Regions from separate parts of the Homo sapiens genome. Here region 2 is linked to region 1. A link is an interaction called in ENCODE POLR2A ChIA-PET data of the cell type or tissue named here. Cell type or tissue: MCF 10A. All regions are shown on one strand. Links, peaks and the distances in the headings refer to the core of each region. The heading gives the core; the rest is flanking DNA. Region 1 overlaps SLC1A3 (solute carrier family 1 member 3). Region 2 has its middle 31 kb from the start of SLC1A3.

Evidence for each region. Peaks named below come from ENCODE experiments on the same cell type or tissue, not always from the same donor. Only the 100,000 strongest peaks of a DNase experiment are listed, where the experiment ranks them.
Region 2: POLR2A ChIA-PET joins it to region 1 with 5 read pairs; 2 of 35 experiments call an interaction of 5 or more read pairs at or near these places.

Annotation. Positions count from the first base shown.
Region 1 is chr5:36,642,882-36,650,881 of GRCh38, forward strand. The region is part of intron 3 of SLC1A3 (solute carrier family 1 member 3); the gene reads left to right. Among named protein-coding and RNA genes, the nearest start is that of SLC1A3, 40 kb to the left of the region's middle. RefSeq lists an enhancer at 3,165-4,364. In MCF 10A, for the core only: no CTCF peak of the experiment used is centred there; no DNase peak of the experiment used is centred there.
Region 2 is chr5:36,570,585-36,579,671 of GRCh38, forward strand. No RefSeq gene overlaps it. Among named protein-coding and RNA genes, the nearest start is that of SLC1A3, 31 kb to the right of the region's middle. In MCF 10A, for the core only: no CTCF peak of the experiment used is centred there; DNase peaks (open chromatin) are centred at 3,047 and 5,037.

The sequences.
Region 1 (8,000 bases), core at 1-8,000:
TATATCAGTACTTCGTTCCTTTTTATAGCTGAATAATAATATGATACATACATATTGCATATACATGGACATGTGATATGTCCATATAATGGAATACTACCCATTCATATAATGAACATATCACATGTCCATATTCCATATATGACATGTCCATATAATGGAATATTATCCATTCATTAGTTAGATATTTGGGTTTTTCCTATTTTTTGGTTTGGTTTGGTTTTTGCTATTATAAATAAGGCTGCTTTGAACATTCATGGACATACATTTTCATTTCTCTTGTGTATTTACTTAGGAATAGAATTGCTGGGTCATATGATAACTCTTCTTAGCCTTTTGAAGAATTACCATGCCATTTTCCAAAGTGGCTGCACTATTTTACATCCCCAGCAGCAGTGTATGAGTGTTCTAATTTCTCCACTTTCTTACCAACACTTCTTATTATCTGTCTTTTAGTTATTATTCATCTTTTTATCAGGGTGGGTATTAAATGCTGTCTCACTGTGGTTTGATTTGCACTTCTCTGAAGGCTAATAATGTCAAGTATATTTTTATGTGCCTATTAGTCATTCATACATCTTCTTTAGAGAAATGTCTATTCAGATCCTTTGCCCATTTTTTAATGGGGGTGGCTTTTTGTTATTGAATTGTAATCGTTCTTTATATATTAAACTTACACCTTGTAAAAACGCTGGGCACTAGACTATACAGGGATTACTGTACCACTTGTCATAAATCATAGCTATGGTCCTCCTTGAGAAGAATTCCTTACTGTAGTTAACACCTGCTCTAAATAAGCACTCTGAAGTGCTTCTTACAAAGGGTAACGTGGGCCAGGCACGGTGGCTCACACCTGTAATCCCACCACTTTGGGTGGCCGAGGCGGGTGGATCATGAGGTCAAGAGTTCGAGACCAGCCTGGCCAACATGGTAAAACCAAGTCTCTACTAAAGATACCAAAAAATAGCCAGGCGTGGTGGCATGAGCCTGTAATCCCAGCTACTCGAGAGGCTGAGGCAGGAGAATTGCTTGAACCTGGGAGGTGGAGGTTGCAGTGAGCCAAGATTGGGCCATTGCATTCTGTTAAGCCATTGCACTCCAGCCTGGGCAACAGGGCAAGACTCCGTCTCAAAAAATAAATAAATAAATAAATAAATAAATAAATAAATAAATAAATTGCAATGTGAATAATGAAACATCAGTGAAAATAAGTAGTTTTATATTATTATGTACTTTTGAAGTAAAACGTCTCCCCCCACCCCCCATAGCAAAGAGATATAATAGCCAAAACCAAAAAGGAAATACAGTGGGATGTCGTTAGTAATACCTTTTGTTTGTCTTAGGTGTGAGAGGATTCTTGCTCTTATCCGTGTGATACATGTTTTGGCTAAAGCTTTGAAGTCATAAGATATGTAGTCTAGGTATTGTAATTGTGCATTTCATATTTCAAAAATTGTAAAATTCAAATGTTAAGTCTTTGGCTACACTAAAATAATTGTTGAAATCCCTTAAAATGTAGATGGTAAACTCATCAGTTATAACTTTTTGTTGCACTAAAATATGAGTTTATTTCTTTAGTTGTAGTGAATAAAAATAAAGTTAATTACAAAAGTAAAGCAGGTAACACAACTATTTGAATATGCTTAACACTATTGAACTGTACCTCTAAAAATAGTTAAGATGGCACATTTTATTATGTGTTTTATACCATAATTAAAATTTTCAAAAATAAGGCAGATATAAATATTTTAATGTCAATTCTTTTGAGTGGACTATTCTAAATGATTATTTGCTTATCAGTCTAACTTAAGCACAGTTAATCACTTTTACACTGCTTTGAGTTAGATAGCTGCTCCCTATCCTAAATTTTACTTTCTAAGATGAGTAATACAGATACTCAAGTTAACCAGGATGTTAGTCTGTGGGTCAGTGATCAGGTATCTCCAAGTCAAGACATTCCTCAGCCGCCCCTGTGGTTGTCCTGTGAGGTGGTTGGTGGTGAGGGTGGGCCTGGGGGGAGACAACTGCAACAGGAGGACCTCTGGATTACATACCCAAGTTCCCTCTCAGGAATGTGGATGCTAAAAGTGAAGTGCTGATAACAAATCTCACTGGTATGAAGTAGATTTTACAAGCTGCTTCAGTCTCAGGCTATATCTCAATTTATGGGGCGGCGTCATTGCTGAAAGTTCTGTGTAGGTCTTTTACCATAGTATTGAATTTTACATTCATTATAATGCTTTTTATTATGAGCTCTAATTCCAAGTTAGTTATTTTTAATTCAGAAAGAAAGTAAATATTTGCTTTCTGGAGGTAACTGCACTTGAGTATCTGCAAGGAGAGCCCCTCAAGTTCTGTTTTTGGGGATCCTCCCCTTTTGAAAACACTAATCGGACCTCAAAACCAGATTTTATCTTTGAGGACTGACTTCCGCTGCCTTTTTTTTTTTTTTTTTTTTTTTTTTTTTGATAGAGTCTCACTCTCACCCAGGCCAGAGTGCAGTGGCGTGTTCTCGGCTCACTGTAACCTCCGCCTCCCAGGTTCAAGCAATTCTCTTCCCCAGCTGCCCAAGTAGCTGGAATTACAGGTGCCTACCACCACGCCCAGTTAATTTTTACATTTTTAGTATAGACAGGTTTCACCATCTTGGCCAGGCTGGTCTTGAACTCCTGACCTTGTGATCTACCCCCACCTCGGCCTCCCAAAGTGCTGGGATTACAGATGTGAGCCACCGCGCCCGGCCCTCCATTGCCTTTTGACCATCAACAAAAAAGGCCAAAGTGAAGCTTGCTGGAAAGGCTTTGTAAGCCAACCATTCTCAGTAATTTTGGGGTTGTTTCATTCGTCTTTATTTGGACGAGGTTAAAATCAGTTGCACATTTGTACTGAGCATTTTGGAGTCCTGTTATTTGAATTATCCATTATTTCCTATATAATTGGAGAGTTAGGGTTAATGTTTTCTTCTATCTCATGTCTTGAATTCCCAGCAGAGGCTACACAAAATTTACTTCTACTTCATATACCAGTTTATCATGGTACAGATTATTGCTCATTTTTATTCTTGAATAGAGCTACAGGCCAAGCAACTTCTTGCATTGATATTGATGTCTTCTTTCACATATGTAAGTAATATATGTAGTGATTACAAGACATTCCTTTTGTTCATTAAAGAAAACCCCCAGGAGACTCTTTGGAGTAAGCTATGGGTAACCCACTGAATACTCTTTAAAGAAGCAAACCTATATCATTAAGGGAAAGCTAAAGATACGTAAGTTTTTTGAAGTTGACATCAAGGAGGGCAGCATTGCTTGGCTGGTGCAACTGCCAAAGACAGGACAGATTATTGGTCTGACGAAGGACAATCTGGAATTGTAAAGAACGCTGATAGAATATTGCATGGACAAGTTTAGATAACAAGGGCTGGTATTTTTCACTAACACTTGGTTTCCTCTGTGTGTTTTGCTTTTTCAGATTTATCTTTTCTGTGTTGAAATCCACACAAGGGACATAAAATAACCCTCAAAAAAATATAAACACAATATCCAAACCTTTTGGAAATTTAAATGTTAAGTATTATTCAGTAATGTCTGCCCACTGTAGTTGGACAAAACCACATTCAGGTCTATGTGTCAGCTTTGTCCCTCAGCCCTGTGATTTGCTTTTGGTGGCTCAGGGCCAGCTCTCCAAGGGCAAGCTCCATGAAGGCAGACAGTGCGTCTCCATTTTGATGAAGGCTTGCAGTCAAGGTCCTCAGTGTGTGTTAGAGAGGCATAGAGCTCTGCAAGGGTAAGTTCATGTCTATAACAATAATTGACCTCCCTAGTGGAAAGACAGGATTTTCCCAAGGAAAATAGTTTGCGGTGTCATATTTGTGGTCTCTCTAGAGAGACAATTCCGTAAGTGGTTCCTAAGCCTTGGAAAATTCTCTTTTACAATAGTACCCACAAATAATGTTCAAAGAGCTATTTTTGAGGAAAGGATTCCTCACATTTTTGCAGGTGTAAGTCATTCCTGCCTCAGTGGAGTACAAAGAGTGATGTGAGGGAAGCAGAGCTGCTGGCAGGAATTTTAAAAGTATACTATATTTGTCCCACATTAACTGTGCTTCTGGGGTATAAAGGTCAGGGATAGAACTGGTCCTGTGGGATGTTTCTCATCGAAACCACCTCTATTCCAAAGCCTTGGTGTCACTAGCCAAGATGTATCTATTCTAATAAAATATAGGTCTCATATGACACCACATTACAAAATACAAATTTTCATTTGTTTTTGTTTATCTAGTCTATTGGAAATGTGTGGTTCTTTTGTAGTTTCAGTTAAGAGTCTAATTTGGTCATTTGCCTCTTAAAATACTCTTCAAGTCCTGTGAGTACTCAACAAACACTCACTGTTGACCAATTTCTATTTCCAGCCACATACTGTTCATAATGAAACCTACTTAGAGGATTTGAATGAAATAATTTAATTATTTTCAATGTACAAGAGGCAAAATTATCTGCCATGAATTTCTCTGGAGTAAAGCATCCTCAGTCCATCCAAGTAAATGTTTCCATTTTTGATGTTCAATCAAGAAACATTCAAATTCAACTGTATTTTTTGTTAAGAAGAATATTTCCTTTGGCATTCAAAATGATCCCAAACATTGCTTGGAAGAGAGAAGTGGGGAGAGAGACCACATGTATTAAAGCACATTTAACCAATTTTACTTTGGCACATTTTGTTTTGCCATTCCACCTATCAGTCTTCTCACAACCGAAGAGCACTTATAAACATTAAGATAGAATTTTAATCTTTCATGGAAGGAGCTTTTTGTCAGCATTGGAAAAAGGGAGATTTGGGTCAAATTTTGACTGAAGGGCCATTTCCTTAGCAAACATCCAGACTCCAGGGATCCATTTTGTTTTATTTTTGCCATTGAAAACTGTTTTTGAGAAAAGGCAAAAGTCAAAATTATTAGGCTTTAAAAGACAGCAGTTTCTTTTATCACAATTTGCCACACTAACTTCGTGGCTTCTTGTTTGTTTGTTTGTTTATTGTTTTTAATTTATTCCAATATTTATTGGGAGGAGACTAAAATCAGCTGTAAGTGTATGGTGAACATTTTGGAGTTAGGGTTAATGTGTAAGCCATTCTGCATTTCTTTCATCACTGAGATTTTTATTTAATTAACGCATTAATTATCATGAAGCTTACTATTTGGTGTCTGCTTATCTCTTTTTTTGAGGACCAAGCATATAAATATGCGAGGAATAGTGTTTTATTATTCTAAATACCTTGCCATTATTAAGAGTTTTTTTATGATTATACTGTCTCAATGTTGAAAGAAAAATTTTTAAAGATTTGCATTTCAATTTTTTTACCTATAGGCAAGACTGTACCACTCTGGGCAACAAACTTAAGTTTCAGAAATTTAACTTAGGAACTTTTCAAGGAAATTTGAGATTTGTGTCAAGAAACCTTTTTATTAACGATTAATGTAAAATTTGGAATACGGTTCTTAAGTTAATGTGAACCTGCAAAATCTACCATTTTTGCCTCCATAATAAGTCAGACCTTGTACAACTTAAAAATGCATTCTGTCCCACGTTTCATGCTGTCCCTTCCTCAGAATAGTCTGGGAGTTCAGCTTTTATAACCTTTGGTTGCCCTTGGAAGGTATTTATGGCTTGGATGGGCTTTGTTCATAATCACTGTGTTCTTGTAGGATAACCCCCCTGGCCTTCTTGTGACACTGAGCTACTGATAACAACTTCTCACGTGTACAGATAATCCAAATCCACATTCAAAAAGTGCAGCGTCATCAAGACAGACTTGAAAAGGCTTTTTTAGGCATCAACAGGTCATTAAAGATAGCACATCTCACCATTTTTCCCTTCAACTACATACATTGTGAAGACTTAATGGGGGAAGGTGTAAGATTTTGATCTCTCATGATCCTGTGTTAATGGCCTGTGGTTCAAGGGTTACTAAGATTGCAATAGAAGAAAAAAAATATAAAAGCAAAAAAATTTCCCAAGAAACTACCACAAATACATACTTTTATACTGCACATAATGAACATTCCCGACTGTACAGTGCTATAATTATAGTCCTTATGTATGTTTAATTGTAAAAGTCACACATCTACCCTACTTGAATGAATGTATCTGATTGACTCATTGGTAAAAGATTATTTATCTTGACGAGGCCTGGTGGCTCATGCCTGTAATCCCAGTACTTTGGGAGGCCAAGGTGGGTGGATCACCTGAGATTGGGAGTTCGAGACCAGCTGGACCAACATGGAGAAACCCCATCTCTACTAAAAAAAAAATACAAAATTAGCCAGGTTTGGTGGCCCATGCTTGTAATCCCAGCTACTCCAGAGGCTGAGGCAGGAGAATCACTTGAACCTGGGAGGTGGAGGTTGCAGTGAACTGAGATTGTGCCATTGCACTCCAGCCTGGGCAACAAAAGCAAAACTCCATCTCAAAAAAAAAAAAAAAAAAAGATTCTCTATCTCTATTCCGTATCTCTATCCACACACACAAAAAGGGACAATTGGCATAAATTCCTATTTTTAGGCTTCCCAAAGAAAAACACAATCCTATGTTCTGTTGGCTGACAAGACTAAGATTAAAAAGTGACATAAAGCGTAGGACTGCAGCCTTTCTATAGTTTATTATTTGTCTCCTGAAAAGGAAGATATTTGTATTTCTTTTAGGAACTTCACTCCAACAGATTTATTCTAAAACAATTCCTGACTGTGTTGAAATAATGAGGTACAGTTCACTTTGAGAAAATACCCTAAAGAAAAGTCCTGATCAATGATTCTCAAAATTTTTCCGGTCTCAATATACTTATGGGATAAAAAGTCATTCTTCTCAGTAATTAATAGTAGCTAATATAACCCTTTGCTTTTGTGTTTATTGTTGGTGTAGAGAGAGCAGAAGGAGCTATGTTAATTTGTATGGCTTTTAAAAACTAAAGATTATTCTGATATCCCAATATTCATTTCCCCCAGTCCTCAACCCTTGAGTGAGATGGGCCTTCCCCATTGAAAATCACTGTGTGAGTTTTCCAAAAACAATTAATTATAATACGTTCCATCATGGATTACTTTAGTGCACTTAAAATTTGACTCAAAATTTTACAAGCATTGATTTTACTTTCAGAAATACGTTTGTGGGCAGATGTGAAATTTTCCTATGGGAATATCAGTCTACCTTACTGTTTTGGGGACATCCAAGTCTTAGTGTAGAGGCGGGTGGGGAAACTAGATTAAATGTTGAGTGAACTTGTCTACTGTTTCTACCTTGACCTCTAACTCTCAGGTGAGGGTGGAAGTCCTCTCTCCTGAATACAGGATAGGGATTGTCTATAGTCTGAGGGAAAGGCTGCTTTCCACTGGGGTCATTTATCCATCTGTAAAAGAGGATTTTTCTCCCCTTAAATATAATCATAATACCCATTATCACTTGTTAAAACATAAATAATAATCCTTTAATAATGCCATTAGTCAGTTTTCAAAAATCCCCATTTCTTTTCTTTCTCTTTTCACAGTTTGTTTGAATCAAGCCATATTCATACATTGAATTTGTTTGACAGAGTCTCTGAATCTGTTAAGTTTGAAGGCTAGCTCTCACATTCTCTATCACCAGCTTTATCTCTGTCTTCCTTTCCCACCCTTCTTATTTGTAATTTGTTTGTTAAAGAGATCAGGTTGTCAGGTAAAATTAGTCTTCCACAATCTGGATTTTGATGATTATGTCACCATGGTATTGTTTAACATCTTTCTCTTTCCCCCAAACCATTGGTTTTCAGTCATGAGAGATAGATATAAGCATTAAAACTCTATAGCTGAAATGGCCTTGAAGATCCTTTGTAACCCATAGCTTTTAAAAGCTGGTACAAGTCAATTGGCCAAAGGATATTGAGTTAGGCAGGGCCAGCCTTTGGCAATGCAATTGCTGCTTCCTCAGACTCAACAAAAATTATTTGTTTTCTTTGAAAATGGGAAAAAG
Region 2 (9,087 bases), core at 612-8,611, 72 kb before region 1:
CTCAATGCAGGCTTCAGGCCATTTTTCCTTAACTCAGTCCTATGTTTACCCTAAACTCCAGAACTCTCAGTTGTGAAGAGTAAGAGGCTGATGGGTGTCCATTCAATCTGCTTATCATGAAAATTACATGAAAGCTTCCTTCTACTTCATAAGAACCCAGGAATTAAAAATGCAAATTTAATCAGGGACTCCAGGCTCTCCACTCATCCAGAATAATCTTCCTAAAAAGTCCCTTTCACTACCCATTGCTCAGAAGCCTGCACAGTCCTCTCAAGTCCGATATAAATGCTTTATAAACAGCCTTGCTGACGTAAGCTTGCTCCTGGGGACACAAGTACTCTGTTCATTTGAGGAAGGTTTCCACATTCTCCCATGTATCTTGTTGACGTCCATACCTGTGCCTGAGCACAGACTACCCTTCTCTGCTAGGTGCACCTGCTCATCTCCATTTAGGCCTCAAGAGGAACATAAGTCCTGACTTTTTCATGCAACCCTTTCTCCCATCATTGACAAACACTTGATTTCTACCCAATTTTTCACAGGTATCTTCACATCAGGGAGCGAGGAGCCTCTGAGATCCACGTAACCCCAAGATCGTGGTGTCTGTGACTTAAAGTAAACATGTGCAGAAAACTAGTTGCCCAAAACCTTGTACAGACTCCAGCATAAGAAAGACAGGGTATTCACAACCAAACTTTCCCATGCATGTCCAATCTCCCGACCCTCCCAGAATCTTTGGGACATAAAGATTATTAAAGTCTCTAGGGCCATACAAGTGTCAGCCATCAAGCTGATTATACCATAGAGAGAGGTGGTCTGTGGGTTTCCTTCCTTCTCCCATCCTCCCTGACTTGCTTTTGAATAGTTTGCCTTGAGTTGGTAGTAAAATGTCCACCTTTCTATCTGGGTCTTTTTCCATGAGCTATTCTATCCTTTGCAGTATGTTTTACATCAACCTATATCCACCCCAGAAGCTGGTATACTTCCAAGTTTTTGCCGTTTTTTCACTGTACTTGGAACATCTTTGTCCTCCTCTCCTCCTGGGAAATGTCTCACCAGTCTTTCCAAGGTTCAGCTCAAATGTAACTTCTTTCTTCATCTTCTCTTTACTTCACTCTTACATAATATTAACTACTCCCTCTTCCCTATCTCCAAGGTATCTTATTCTTTACTCTGTTTTAGAACTCATCAATTGTGTATAGTCAATTGTTTATATATCTGCCATTCCCAGCCCCTGGAGAGGAAGAACTAACTTATTCTTTATACCCCCAGTTCCTGGCCTTGTGCCAAGCACATAGTAGATGTTCTTAATGTATGGAATTGAATGCGAAGTGCCCAGAGGATCTTGAAATGGGCCGGGTGCCACTCTTTTCCACACAGGTAGAAGAGGTCTAGCCTCGGGCAATATTCTGCTGCTTCTGCTGCTTGCTGGAGGCCCTATTGACTCTCCCATGTCAACACACAGTTTCTTCCTTCTTATCCCAGCTCTGACACCCACTTCTGGTTCTGCTTATTCTGCAGACCCATTGCAGGCCAGCTTCTCAAATGTTAGTCTTTTGACCCCTCTCTGCACAAGCCTAAGTACTTGCCTATTATACTTGAGCCTCAGTTTCCTCATCTGATAACCTACTGTTAGCACTGTTGTATAGAGAAAAATGAGATGTGTATATAAAAAGTGTTTTGTTCTGAAATGTCGAACAATAATGCAACCAAACTTAAGTTTATATTTTAAGGTAAAATATATTTCTAATCCAATAATAGTGATGATGCAAAAACAACTCACAAACTTGGCATGCAAAGGAGTTGGAACTATGTTTTTGTGTGGCCGAATAGATTAAGAAAAAAAAATTATAACAATGTTAGTATGATGGAAAAAATATAAAAAGTTACTGAATATTAACTTGAAAGTTACTGAATATTACCAGTTTTAAGAATGAGAAATGAAAACCTTTTTTTTTTTACATCCTTAAGACATCTGATTATTATCTCTCCATAGACACCTCAAATCCAATATGTTCAAAAATAAACTCATTATCTCTTATCCACTCACCCTCCCCCAAACACACTTGCTTCTATACCTACATTCCTTCTTTTGGCCAGTGCCTCTACTATCCATCAGTCCCTCAAACCTGGAGGACCTACCGCTGACTCCTCACCATCCCTATTCCACCTGCCCATCCAATTGGTCACCAAGTACCATGGAGTCTAAATGCTAAAATGCCTCTTGATTCTCTCTCCTCTTATACAAACTCATTGACCCACTTTTAGGTGCTCACAATTTCTCACCTGTTCTGATTCATTTGTGTCCAATTAGATCTTCTGTCTACAGTTCATCCTCCCAAATGCCACTAGAGAGAGCTTCCAAAGACACGAAGCTTAACAGGCCACTTTAAAGTATTCTAGGACTCCCCAAAACTCCTTAGCATGTCATTCAAATTCTTTCATGATTTCACCTCTGCTTACCTTTCTTTCAAGTTATACTTTTAAGAGTATTTTCTAATATGGAAAAGTATCTTCTAAAAGTATCTTCTAATTCAGAAAAGTATCTTCTAACATAGAAAACCTTCTTGGACCTTCCCAAGGTGAGCTTTCTCCCATACATCCTATAGCATTGTGGGCTCACTTTAATTAGAGCATATGTCTCAAACATTGTCATCTCTAATTAGGTATCTTCTCCACCAGACTGTACACTTTTTGCTTATTCAACTAAGATTTTTACAGGAAGATATTAACTGAAATTCTTCCATTGCCTCCTCTTCAAGGCAGGCAGCACATGAGTGAAGTGAGAGGAAGTGGAAGAGAACAATGATGGGAATGGAGGAGTAAAGAAGAGGTGAGTCCCAACGTGGGAGGAAGAAAAGAATAGACCTTGAGGCTTTTGTTGGTGGATGAAGAGAGAAAAACTCCATACCCAGCAAATGTTTGGCCACGTGACACCAGCAAAAACCAAGGAATTTAACCCTTGATATGAGTCATCTTAAAACAATACAGACAGCAAGACTACCCACCATGGCCTCTGAAAAAGGCATCTGACTAGACAAGCTTTTGCCTGATGGATGTGGACTAATCCCAAAGAATGAATGTTTCGTTGTGAATTATGTTTTGACCACATATCAACAGGTGACTGCACTTAAAGGACTTCAGAGGTTTTTAAAGAGGTTTTCAAATATTCTCATCACAGAACTCTCTAAGGGCAGATATACATTTCAAAAACAACATGCTGAAGAAAACACACATGCTCACACACACACACACTGGCCCAAACATAGTAAAAAGAGATCACAAAAACAATAACTCTTGGTAAATTTAACCAGTTAGATTAGTTCTTTGTTGACCTCTCTCCACACAAACATGCTACTATTGGTCTTAACATCTAACCAAGCCCAAGTTTATATAGTAAGAAATAGGATATTCTAAAATTCCATCTTCTTAGGAATCAGTCTTATACACATGAGGTAGGAATTTTATCTACTTAGTAAATGTACTTTTCTCAACCAAACTTTCTGCCCTAAAAGCACCAATATCTATAAAGAACATAATACAGACTATAATTCTAGTGTTATCATTGACTCAGTTACCTACCACTTTAGATATACCTTATAGCTGTTTTTGTGATTTGCCAACATGGGGTATAAAATAATGCTGAGTCTTTTTAAAATATTTACATTAAATAACTCTGAGCTCTACTCTTCTATTGTGAAAATGTATTGCCTCCCTCTTTGGGGTATCTCACCTCCCATACTAAAAGAAAGAATGCAAAGAGGCTTGCTTTGCTGAAGGCAGCAGTCCTGGTTATTACCCCATGATGGAAGAAAACTGGGAAATATGAGGAGTTCATTCACTGAAGAATGCCAGGCTCTAGTGCAGTTGCTGCTGGTAAAGTGCTTGTGGAAAGCAGGTAGTTTGATAGTGAGATTCAATCTTTGGTCACTGCTGCAAGAACAGTGGTGATTTATCATACTTGTGCTGGCCACCCGTCACTAAAGAAAGGGACCTGGGCACCAATTCACATCAATGCTACTGGTTTGGCAGGAGTTTCTTAAGGTGAATTAAAAAAAAAAAAAAAGACATGTAAAAGTCAACAACAGTCACTACACAACAAAGGCACATTTTCTAGTTACCTGGCTCATTCTGAACAATCACACACAGATGTTTTCCAGATGTATGTCCACAGTGCCAGGAAGGGTCCATCAGGAGGAACCTTACAGCCTCGGCCACATCCTGAGCTCCCAGCCAGCTCTTTCCTTGATGATCTGGCCTTGGTTCCTTTCTCTCATAGTGAATGTACACATCTACCAGTTGACCCTCAATCTGAGCCACCTCAATTCATCAGATATAATCTCTTCATGTTAATCTGCAAAACAGAGGGTATTGGTGTCTCCATTCTATTTCTTCTAGAAAGCTCTTTGGTTTTGTGCAAATTGTTCACTCTTACAACCCAGACCCAAATCCTAGCCAAGGAGAATGTCTCAGTCAGAGTCCTGACAGTAAAGAGATGGCACATGTATATACTGAAGATAGTTAATAAAAGCACAATTTAAAGATGTGGCAGGGGGTGGGGAGGGAAATGCAATACCATACTAGTAACAAAGGAGGGCCATCACCCTCTATGGGACTGAAGGGCAAGGGGACAAAGTAGATCAGTACCTAAAGAGGGTAGGCATAAGGAGAGGGCTACCTGACAGGAGCTGTGACTTATAGTAGAGGAGCAGGGACACAACTCACCCTCCATGACCTGTTAAGAAAAGCTGTAGGAATAAACATTCCAACCTCACTCTTCTGCCTTTCTATCTCCTGCTGATTATTTCTGTTGGCCAAATGCAACAGGATGCCAGAAGGCAGGGGATCACGGTCAGTGCATGTCAGCGTCTTGAGTACAGAGCAGGGTAGAAAAAAATGAAGAATACAACTGGATGGGGAAGGGTGAGACTTAGCATAGAAAGCCAGAGGGGAAATGCCCCATATATTAACACTATTCACAGTGCGTTTCACAAACTGGTGCCAGTCTGTGAGGTATTTGCGGCTGAATTGCCATGAGCTAAATACAGAAATACAGAATGTACATTTAGAAACCTTAATAGCAACTTAGCACAGTCAGCATTCAAGTATGTGATTGTTTCATTAAACAGGAAGTAGAACAGTTCAGTAGCTATTGTTTCCTTGAGGAATATTGTTCATGGCATGAGCTATATTCTAGTGGTGTACAAATAGGCTCATGATAACACATGAGATATTTTAAGGCAAGTTTGTCAACTATAACTCAAATATTTATAAAAATATTTTAAATTGTGAGAATTTATTTATTTTTACAACTTACTATTCTATCACTTCAGTTATTAACCAAGCCTATTTTTATTTAGATATAAATTACACATTTTTTCTTATTAGAAAAATTAAGGACTAATATTTGTATTGACACTTCCATGTCTGGTATTGGCAAAGTAGCTTGTATTGACTAACTTTTCTGTAGATCGTGCTGAAAATTTTTTTTTTTTAAATCATCATCTGAAGGTTCTGGAGAGCAATAAAAGAAGCAGAAACTGGAGGAGAGTCAGTGTTTCAAATCAGGGAACTGCACTGGATAAAATTTGTAGGTCGGGCACGATGGCTTACGCCTGTAATCCCAGAACTTTGGGAGGCTGAGGCGGATGGATCATGAGGTCAGGAGTTCAAGACCAGCCTGGCCAACGTGGCAAAACCCCGTCTCTACAAAAAATACAAAAATTAGCCAGATGTGGTGGCACATGTCTGTAATCTCAGCTACTCAGGAGGCTGAGGCAGGAGAATTGCTTGAAGCTGGGAGGCAGAGGTTGCAGTAAGCTGAGATCATACCATTGCACTCCAGCCTGGGCAACATAGCAAGATTCTGTCTCAAAAAAAAAAATCATGTTTATATAGCTTTTTGTCTGAGAGTTTGCCCCAGTTGACACAAGTCTAAGATAACTAAAACTCAAGCAGAAAGTGCCAGTTTGAGGAATCAGATATGGAATTTGAAGAAAATGTCAATAAATTTAATAATGGACCCATTGAAATTATCCAATATAAAAAGAAAGAGGAAAACATTGAAATAAGATGTACAAAACTTTAGGAACCTGTAAGACAATGTCAAGGAGTGAATGCATAGCTCACTGCAGCCTTGAACTCCTGGGGTCAGGCGATCCTTCTGCCTCAACCTCTTGAGCAGCTGGGGCTACAGGCACACACCACCATGCCCAGCTGATTTTTTTAAAAATTTTTTGTAGAGACATCCACACATGTCCAAACACACATAGCACTGAGAAAGCCTTAAGCAATGACACACATGTAACAATAAGCATATCTAGTATCCGTTTGTGGTTTATAAACACCATTGTTAGCCAAAAGCCAGGTTTCCATGGAGAGAAGGAATACAAGATGATCCTGTGGTATCTCATGCTGAAAAGCAAGAAAGTGCTTAAAGAATAAGAAAGCATATCAAAAGGACAAAAAGGCAACTTGAAGGAGCTCCCTCTGGCCAAATCTAGGACAACTGATAAAATCAACTAATGTTAACTATAGTGGGTAAAAATTTGATTCACATGATCTTTGAGTAATTTTCACTAAAATATCTCCACCTTATAAGGGAGAGTTCTGGTGGACACCATCTTATCCATATGATCTAAGTCAATATCACTAATATTGAGACAAATCAACATGGTATGCCTCCAGATATGATATACTGAGAAGGATATATCGCTTTATTCCTGCCAAAAATACATAGCCCGAAACTAATCATACCCAAATTGAGGGACATTCTACAAAACAAACAGCCTTGTTCTCTTAAAAAAAAAATGTCAAGGTTAAATAAGACAAGGAAAAGTTAAGGAACTGTTTCAGATTAAAGGAAGCCCAAGAGACCTGACAACTATTGCTACATGTGATACTGGATTGGATCATGAACCAGAAAAAAAAATAGCTATAAGGGACATTATTAGGACAAGAAATGAAATTTACATAGGGACTATGGATTAGAAAACAGTGTTATAGGAACTTAACAATGTTAAGTTTCCTGAATTTAATATCCTTATTTTCAGAAAATCCACACCAAATGATTTAGCAGAAAGGGGGAATGATGTCTTGAACCTACATTCAGATGGTTCAGAAAAATAATATTTTAAATAAATACACACATGGATATGAGACAGAAAGAGACAGAGGCAGACAGACAGGGAATGGGGGATGAGTGGAGACAGAGACAGAGAGGAGAATACTAAAGCACATGGAAGCAAAATGGGAGCTGGTAAGGGCATACTGGAGCTCCTTGTAAAACTCTTGCAACTTTTCTTCTTCTTCTTTTTTTTTTTTTTTTCTTTTGAGACAGAGTCTCACTCTGTCGCCCAGGCTGGAGTGCAGTGGCATGATCCCAGCTCACTGCAACCTCCGCCTCCTGGGTTCAAGTGATTCTCTTGCCTCAGCCTCCTGAATAGCTGGGATTACAGGTGCCCGCCACCAAGCCCGGCTAATTTTTGTATTTCTAATAGAGACGAGGTTTCACTGTGTTGGTCAGGCTGGTCTCGAACTCCTGACCTCATGATCCACCTGCCTCGGCCTCCCAAAATGCTGGGATTACAGGCATGAGCCACCGCACTCGGTTTCTTGCAAATTTTCTATGAATTTGAAATTGCATCAAAATAAAAACTTAAAACATATAATTAAAATTATATAGTATTTATAAAAATATTCAGTGATCAACAAATTGGTGTTATTTTCTTGGAGAATTTGTGAATTATTCTTATTAAAAATAATTTTTTAAGCTGAAATTTTCTTTAGAAGTTAAAATAATGCATCTGAGTTCGTTAGCATATTTTTTAAAAAAATTATATTAATAGCTGAACATTAAAAAGAATAAAAGTAAAATAATTATTCTTGGTATATATTCATATACTTAATCAGTTTTGTAATTCTGTCTATAATACTATGTCACTTGTGTTCTTCCCTTGCTTCTATGTATTTGAAAGCTTTGTTTTTAATAATTACAATTTGCTATACACTTCAAAATAAAAGTTTTTAGTTGTTTCTGTCACTGAATAATTTCATTAAATATTTTCAACATAATTTTTAATATGAAATTATTATTTTTAATTTTCTCATAAAATAGCCTGCAACATTCTTTATAGGTGAATATTTTATTAATAAATTTGAAATCCATGACAGCTTCAATTGACTCTTCTCTTTTGGCCATAATATTTTTATGTGAAAAACTACTTGTCTTCACAGATGCTGGCCACTGCACAGGCAGCTCTGATCAAAGTCTACTAAATAGAGGCTATTCTCAAATTTCGACTTTTTTTTTTTTTTTTGAGACGGAGTTTCGCTCTTGTTGCCCAGGCTGGAATGCAATGGCACCATCTCGGCTCATCGCAACCTCCACCTCCCAGGTTCAAGCGATTCTCCTGCCTCAGCCTCCCGAGTAGCTGGGATTACAGGCATGTGCCACCACGACCAGCTAATTTTGTATTTTTAGTAGAGGTGAGGTTTCTCCATGTTGGTCAGGCTGGTCTCAAACTCCTGACCTCAGGTGATCCACCCGCCTCAGCTTCCCAAAGTGCTGGGATTACAGGCATGAGCCACCGCACCCAGCCAAATCTTGACTTTTTAAATTGAGATCTTAAATATTTTAGCCCAAATATTTTTACAGGTACTGTTTTTTTCCTTTAGACTACTTTTTGCAACAAATATTTTTACAAGATGAAATTTATTTTAAAGTGTCCCTTTTTATGATTCTTCTAAATATGTAATCAAATTTAGATTCTGCAAAATAATAGGTCTTCTCAATTTCCATCCATTCTAGACTGTAACATAAACTTATAAAATTAAAACGAAAATCTTCATCAAAAGATTTTTCCCATATGTTAACCTATTTCACCACTTGAGCTCTCATCGATTATTTTTTTTGCTTCTTCTCTTGCTTCTATGTATTTGAAAGCTTTGTTTTTAATAACTACAATTTGCTATGCACTTAAAAATAAGTTTTTAGTTGTTTCTGTCACTGAATAATTTCATTAAATATTTTCAACTGATTTTGAACAAGATGCAACCAAAATGAAGAGAACTTTCTTCATCATTATG